Regions from separate parts of the Homo sapiens genome. Here region 2 is linked to region 1. Evidence: chromatin contacts called from ENCODE Hi-C or POLR2A ChIA-PET data. All regions are on one chromosome and are shown on one strand. Each heading gives the region's core, a stretch centred on a gene start or an enhancer-like site at or near the end of the contact. The rest is flanking DNA. Distances are from core to core; before and after follow the strand shown. Region 1 overlaps ATP2B2 (ATPase plasma membrane Ca2+ transporting 2). Region 2 has its middle 24 kb from the start of ATP2B2-IT2.

What was found. Hi-C counts contacts between places; a loop is a spot of excess contacts on that map. ChIA-PET counts read pairs that join two places held with the same protein, here RNA polymerase II (POLR2A). Pooled maps may share reads with other maps.
Region 2: a loop to region 1 is called in a pooled map, with 8 times the contacts of the local background. The contact joins two enhancer-like sites. A Hi-C loop is called at or near these places in 1 of 168 maps with a recorded cell type or tissue (lower leg skin) and 10 of 50 pooled maps. POLR2A ChIA-PET finds 5 or more read pairs at or near these places in 1 of 52 experiments (activated T-cell).

The regions. Positions count from the first base shown.
Region 1 is chr3:10,436,186-10,440,041 of GRCh38, reverse strand. All of the region lies in intron 2 of ATP2B2 (ATPase plasma membrane Ca2+ transporting 2), which reads left to right. Among named protein-coding and RNA genes, the nearest start is that of MIR885, 44 kb to the right of the region's middle. Within about 2 kb of position 2,606, at least 6 of the 41 ENCODE cell types and tissues checked have a DNase peak (open chromatin) inside an H3K27ac peak, as active enhancers do.
Region 2 is chr3:10,600,546-10,604,544 of GRCh38, reverse strand. It overlaps a transcript of ATP2B2 not described here. Among named protein-coding and RNA genes, the nearest start is that of ATP2B2-IT2, 24 kb to the left of the region's middle. RefSeq lists an enhancer at 3,232-3,733. Within about 2 kb of position 1,409, at least 2 of the 41 ENCODE cell types and tissues checked have a DNase peak (open chromatin) inside an H3K27ac peak, as active enhancers do.

The DNA of each region.
Region 1 (3,856 bases), core at 1,357-3,856:
CAGCCTCGACCTCCTGGGCTCAGTGATCCTCCCACCTCAGCTTCCCAAGTAGCTGGGACTACAGGCATGTGCCACCATGCCCAGGTAATTTTTTTTTTTGTAGAAACAGGGTTTCAAAAATTAGCCGGGTGTGGTGGTACACGCTTGTAATCCCAGCTATTCAGGAGGCTAGGCACAAGAATCACTTGAACCCGGGAGGCAAAGATTGCAGTGAACCAAGCTGGTCTTGAACTCCTGGCCTTAAGCGAACCTCCTGCCTCAGCCTTCCAAAGTGCTGGGATTACAGGCATGAGCCACTGTGCCCGGCCTGATACTCCTTTTTAAATGCTTTGAAGACTTTGGTTTTTTAACAAAGTGTTGAAAAAAAGAAAAAAAAATTGAAAACCTCTGATACTGGAGAAAAATGCTAAACTAGAGTATCCAAAAGCCTGGGTTGGGGCACAGATCACATAAGTTCTTAATGCATCATTTGTTAAATCTGTGAAATGGAGCAGACACTGTCTGGCTTCCAGGGGCCACACTGACTGTGGATTAAATGAGAGAACACACAATGTGCCTGGCCCAGGGGTCTTAGGCGAAGTTGGTCTTTGCGGGGGCCCCAAGGGGATGCATGTGACTGTGCAGGAAAAGGGTGCTCAGTCCACCCATGCTGGGCAGGGGCGGAGACCAGCCTGACTTTGGCCCTTATCGACTGAGACCCTCTCCAAGCTCCCTCCACCCTGTTCCATGCCTCAGCCTCCCCATCTGGAAAATAAAGAAGGTTGGTCTAGTAGTCTCTGAGGCTTGTCCAGGCTCAGACATTCTACTACTGTGAAACTGTCTGCCTTGATGCCCCCATTCTGTAGACATCAGATGGGTCAAAGGGTGGCTGACTCACAGCCAGACTCCAGGCCTCTCTTCACTTGAAAATTCGTGACCTCAAAACCTTGGCCCATCAGTGCCCAGGCCAGGGCAGTGCCCTTGGCCCTTGGCCCTTTGCCCCAGGCCTTGGCCCAGCAGTCCTTTTCTACCAAGCAGCTTCAGGGCCCTCCCACGCTGGCTCCCAAAGGTCGGGTTTAGCGGGGGACCAGAATTTGGGCATCCCTGGCAACAGTTCTCTAGCTCCCAGAAGCCCAGGGGCCTAGACCCCAGTTTCCAATTACTTCTCCTCCCTGGGTCTCAGTTTCCTCATCTGTCACACGGGCCTAAGGGGTGAGAAATGTTGCTGTATAACTGCAGGCGGGCCGTCTCGAATGCTAGTAGGACCTGAGTCATCCACCCAGCCTGGGTCCCACAAACGCCTCGAGTTCAGCTGGAGAGATCCTCTGCCTCCAGGCCTGCCTGTCATCCGAGAGGCCCAGACAGGGCGGGTAAGTTATTTATACAGGCCCTCCTCACCCCACAACGATTATCTTACTCCTCCTGGTGCAATCCAGGCCCCTGCTGTGGTTTCAGACCCAGAGTTATTTATAGTCAGTGGAAATTAGTGCCTCAGCCGATGGCTCCCTAGGACCCACCTGCCCTAGCCTCCACCCCAAAGGGAGAGAGCAGGCAGCAGGCAAAGAAGATGTCAGAGGTCGGAGGAGAGTGTCACATGCAGGTACAGTGTGATGAGAGTATCTGACACTGGATTGGCAGGCAGTTGGACAGAGCAGTCGCCAGGAAGTAGGACGAAGGAGAAACGGCCCACACTGAGGAGGGCAGGCTGTTGGGTGAGCCCTTGGGAAAGCTCTGCTGGAAAGAACAGCAGAATGGAGTGTTCCCTGGGGCCTCCCCCTTCAGCACACCCCAGCTCAGTGGGGTCAGAGCAGCTGGAATAGGAGCCTGAGAGACTCATGGACCCATGAGACAACAGGTCTGGAAGGGCCTTCAAGGACCATCTGATTCAGTAATCCCAGGGTGCACATGGGGAGACTGAGACCCAGGAGAGAAGGGACTTGCCCAGCACACAGTGGGTATGGGCCAGGGGGCAGAGACACCCGCCACCCCCCTCCCTGCTCTCCCCTGCAACCTCCTGGCTCCCTGCAGAGCCTCAGCTCAGCCACGCCATCCAAAGACCACAGACTGAGTGGCTTAAATGACAGAAATTCATTCTCTCACAGTTCTGGAGGCTTGTAGATGGCCATCTTCTCCCAGTGTCTGTTCACATTATCTTCCCACTATGCATATCTGTCTCTCTGCCCAAATTTCCTCTTTGTATACGGGTGTCAATCATAGCATGGATTAGGCCCACCCTAATGGCCTCATCTTAATTTAGTATCTGCAGTGTCCCTATCTCTACAATGACTCTATCTCCAAATACCACCACAATTTTAAGGTACTGAGGGTTAGGACTTCAACATATGGATTTGGGGGAGCATGATTCAGCCCAGAACACTCTGACATGGGAAAACCACTTCAGTCCTCAGAACTGAAGCTTTCGCTTCTGTAAAGTGGGGACATGAACAGGACAGCAAGCGGACTGTAATGAGGGACACGCTCACTGCTGTACTGATGTGTCTGTCCCCCAAGCCCGATGCTCAGTGGGCGTTAAGAAGTGGGCGTTAGGAAGTGGCAGTGTGGTGAGAGAGTTAAGAGGCAGACATCCTGGGTCTGAACCCCAGCTTTGCCACCCACTAGCTATGTTGTGCTGAGGAAATGACATCACCTCTCAGAATCTGTTTACTCAGTCTGTGAAATCATTCTTATTCCTGGGCTGTGAGAAGTAATAAATGAGCTGATGTGAGTCAACACACTTAGCACTGCCCAGGAAACCCCTGGAAGTGGAGACCATCATCATTATTATTATTACTATTACTATTATCATTATCATCATCATCATTATATAGGTTAAGAAGCTGAGGCCCAGAGAGGGAGGCATCTTGCGCAGCCTCACACAGCCATCTGGCACAAAACTAAATGAGAACTCAGGTCTCCCAATCCACAGTCCCAGATTTTTCAACCACGTCTCTATGTGACACTAAAGGGGAAAAGAAGACAAGTAATTCCTAAGTGCCCCACATTAGGAAAGTAACTAAGTACCTTTTAGCTTCTCCACGTGCCTTTGGGACATTATGGAAAAAGATTGTTACAGAGAATGCAAAGCCACGTGGATGAGGCTCAAGAAATAATGTGATGTTGAAAAAGTGGGTTTAGCATCGTATGTCCTGACAATGGCAACACCTCCACGAAGACAGATGCAAGGGGAAAGGGGCTGGCAGGAAACATCTAGAATGTACCCCATGTTGTGGCTGAAGGGTGAGACTGGGGTGATGGTTCTTTCCTCAGCCTGTTTCTGCCTGTGTGCCGATGTCGCTCCACTAAGGCACGTCGGTCGTAAACAACAGAAGCTGACTGGGCAGCATAGTGGAGGCAAGAGGGCAGCTTAGGAGTGGGCTCTCCAAGTTGGAGCAAAGGCTGGAAAACCCAGCTCAATTTTCCAGAAGGAAACGGGGACATGCAGGGATCAGTGGCACGACTCACTAAGTAAATGTCCCTTTGGGGAACTGCAGGTTGGGAAAAATCCACTACAAAAGCTTCTTTTGGTCCTTGTATAGCTCAGGATTCCAAAGCAGCCTGTGCTGGTGAATGTTAACCCCAGCTCTCTAGTTGCGAGGGAATCCTCTTTTGCAGTGGGTGCTGATTTCCTTGGTGTAAATACCACCACGTTACCCACGTGACATCATTAAACACAGAGTTGGGACGAGAGGCGCAGCCGCACACCATTATACGGTATTTCTACCATGCAGATACAATAGACTGTCTACTAGAGAGAATAGATAATAGTGAAATGTAGTAAAATAATTAGGAGGTGATAAGTTTGGGGTATTTGTTGCCTTTTAAAATATAATTTATATAATTGTAGGTTTATATAATTGATTTCTAATGATGGCTATAA
Region 2 (3,999 bases), core at 160-2,659, 170 kb before region 1:
GTGATATGAGAAGCTATGGATTCCAGACTCTGTGCAGACAGGCTTGTGTCTGATAGCTGGGGGCCAAGACCTGGCCCACAAGAAGCACCCAATCAATACTTGGTCTGCAGAGGAGTTAGGGAGTTTGGACTTCATCCGGAAGGTTAGGGGAGACTGTGAGGTTTGGGGCAGAGAAGTGAAACAATGGGAAGTGTGTTGTATGACTTTAGCCCACCTGCCATGTGGAGGCTGGCTTGGAGAGAAGAGATGGCAGCTAGGGAGGTGGGTGGATGTCTTAACAGGGCTCCAGGCAGAAGGTGATGGTGACCTGGGCCATGGCTACGGGGTGAGAGGGGAGGAGAGATCCTAGAAGGGTCAAATTTATGCAGAGATTGACTTGGAGAGTGTGAGGGAGGTGAGGCCAAGGTGCCTGCCAGCTCCCTGACCCACCTGGGTAACTCAGTGGTGTTTCTCACCAAGTTGGGGCATCTGGGAGGAGAAAAGTATGGAGGCAGAGGGAGGAGGGGTGATAACTCTAGCTTGGACCATGTTAAGTTTAGATGCCTGTGGGACTCCCAAGGGAAGACCTGCCACCCAGTCAAACATATATCTCTCAGGGGAGGGAGGGCTGAAGACAGAATGATACCTCCACCCTGACTGGGTCTTACCCTCCTCCAGGGACCCAAAAGACCTTCATTTCCTTTGTGGTTGCTCTGTCGTCTGAGAGTTAAGTCTATTTATTGGGCTTAGATTTGTTTTTTTTTCCTGGAAAGACTGAAGGAGAAGGTGGATTGATATGTAATGCCAGAACGAAGATCTGTGAACACCTCAGCTCTGATTCATTTTTCTTAGCCCTACCCCCGTGATCTGGGCAGCTGGGGGAGGAGGAACAGAGGGTAGAGAACAGCTGGGTTACCGGGGCCCCACAGTAACCACATCAGTAAAATCTCATTTCCAGGAGCTAAGTCTGAACTCTGTTATCATGAACGCTTGCAAGAGGGCTCTTACCTGCACTTGACAGAAGCAAAGGCTTTGCTAAGCAGATTGACGGTGTCACAAGCCCACTTAGGAGAGCAGGCTTTTAGCAGCAGCATTTGCATTCCAACAATGAGTGTGCAAATTATAAATGACTACTTCTCTATTTTTAAAGCGATTTTAAGACTCCTCATCTGCTGTCAAGAATGTCACTGAACATACCAAGGACACTCACAGCAATGCTGTGATCCTTTTGAAAAGAAACGATTCTATTAGAGAACTGACGTGTATCGAGCATCTGCCAAACACACCGGGCACCGTGCTAGGCATTTTAGAGGCATCGGCTCATTTAGGCCTCTACCCCAGGGGGATGAAGTCATTATTTTCTTACCAAGGAAATGAAGCCAGGCCCAGAGAAGGTGAACTGCTGCTGTAGGCTTGCTCAGCTCAAGAGGGCCGGGGTCACCAGGGCTGGATGCGGGGTCTGAGTTCTTCCTGACACACCTCATCATCGTTTCTCACCAGTTCAGGTTTCTGCCTCTTGGCCAGTGGAAGGATGGCCTTAAATAGGGCTTCACAGCCTTGAGAGAACAGAGGGGATGTGGGAGAAAGTGAAAGAGAGGGTGCTGAGAAGTTAAGAAAAGAAGGAGGCTCAGTTCAGAGAGAAGAGAAATGAAACAGCCCCAAAAGTGGAGGAGGAGGGAGGCTCTGAGGTGTGGTACCAGGTGTGGCCCAGTTCAAAGCCCAGTTTGCCAGGAGCTCACCTTGGGCAAATGCTTTATCCACCTGTGAAGGGTGGAGTTTGGCCTCCATGTCAGTTTCCCTCCAACTTCAGTCATTTGTTTTTATCTGTAAACAACCCACGCGATTACCCATTTAGTCTTGTTTTCATCAGTTCACCATTTTACCTGATTATGTTCTCTTTAAAAGAAACTTTTTAATGCAATTAAGTGGTTTATAATATCGCTTGTCATCAACAGGAGCTAAGCATTAAAATAAATACAAAGAAATAAAAATCATCCTATGATTAAATTCCACCTCGCTGCCGCTGCCTGAGTTCTGCTCTGTGTCTCTCTGTTAGGAGGGAGAAGGTCAGAGGTGTTCAAGGCACATTAACCCTGAGCCAGTTCTTTTCTCCCTGAGACAACCTCCCAAGAATGAAAGGATGCAGGCACCATGTCCTGACTGTGTGGCCTGAAATCCCTTCTCTGAGCATCATGGTCTAAGGACACACTCTGTGGAAAGCGAGGGCCAGCCGTCATCTTAGAAACTTCCACAACGGCAGAGTCTGGGAAAGTCCCGGGATGTGAGCAGCCTGACAAGGAGAAAAAAGGGGGTGAAGAGTGGGTGGGATTCCAGAACAGACCCCCACATTCTGTGACCAAAGGAGTGAGAATTTTTCAGTGCTTTCTCCATTTTGATGAGGGCAGGGAGGGGGCAGAGGCCAGGGCAGGAAGTGGGGAGGGGGCTCCGAGGGGGCTTCAACCCAGCACTGCCTCTGGCTGCCAGGAGAGCCGCTGGAGCCTCAGCTCTTCCTCTGCAGGCGCGGGGAGGACATCCTGGGCCTTCTTCACCACTGGGCCTCAGGTTGTCCAGGGTCACGTTCAGGGTTAGGCAGCCTGGATCCCTTTAATCCCATATTAATGAATTATGTGCCCAAGAGCAGGCTTAGCTGGGGGGAAATGAAGACAAATAAGAAAGAGGGTAGGGAGGAGGGCCATGGCTGGAAGGGACTTGGGGGATGGCTCCTAGTGGGGCTCCCCTCAGCCCTGAACTCCAGGGGCCTCCATTTGGGCCCTGCCCAAGTTCTAAGGTGTGGGTCTCCCCCATAGCTCTTGCTGATGTCAGGTGTGAGCTGCTGTGTGTACATGCAGGCTCCTGGGCGTTCCCCTCCCCGGGGTCCTTCCCTGCCAGGCTCTGGTGAGCCACCAGTCTTAATGAGGAGGTGCCTGGGGGAAGACTGGGAGCCAGATATGTACTAAATGACTGAGACAGACAGAGAATGCTAGGTTGAACAGGTCTTAGAGACCTTCTGACTCACTGTTCCTCCACAATCAGGGGTTCAAATTATGACCTCCATTTATAAATGAGGTAACCGAGGCCCAGCAAGGGGAGACTCTCACAGCCAGCCTGGGGCACAGCCAGGCCAGATCCAAGGCCTCTGACTCAGGCAAGGCCTCCCTCCCCGTGTTATTCCTCCACTCAGGGGGTTGAGGCTGAATAAGCCACAATTGGAGCCTGTCCCAGGGACCAGCCAGTGGCTGCCCCCCTTATTATGGGCCCAGGACTCAGGGTATGACCGAACTGGACTCCTCTGTGCCAATTCTGAGTGTTCCTGGAGTGTCCTGGCTCACGCTGGGCACCAATCATGGCCTCTGGGGACTCCTTCTTCTTTTTTGCCTAGAGAGTGGCCACTCTCCTGCCCTTTACCACACTTGGCACACTATCCCCTCTGTCCTCAGAGATTCTTGAGAGATCTCAGCAGGGCAAGCCCGCAAGGCCGGACCTGGTGCACAGTAGGCTCACAGACCCACAGGGGTCTCCTGGCTGGCACCCTGTGCTTCCTGGTTTTGTAGGCTCCGAGAATGTCCAGGTATTGGAAGCTGGGGTGTTGCTGGGTGGTGAGTCACAACCATACACCCGACCTCTTTCCCAGGGACTTCTTAGTCTTGCCCTGCCCCAAACACTTCATCTGGGCTTTTGCCTGACCGCCATGTGTTTTCTATGGTCAACCCCCTCATTCCAGCTCATCTCCCTCCCCATGCCCTCACTCAGCCCTCTGCAGGGAGGGAAAAGGTTGGTTTTCTGGGAAGCAAGGTGAGTGATCCCCAGGTGCCCTCAGGACAGTTGCAGGCAGGCTCTCAACTGGGCAGAGGGCCCCTGTGCAAGCCAGAGTCAGCACTGCCGGGCCAGGGGCAGGGAGGGGGCGGCAGATCCCACTGATTAGGAACCAGAGCACCAGCCCCGTCTGGAGTTTGAAACCAGAGGCTTGTGAGTAAATCCACGGCCAATGCCTGTAAGCAGAGCCAGTTCTCGCCGTGAAAG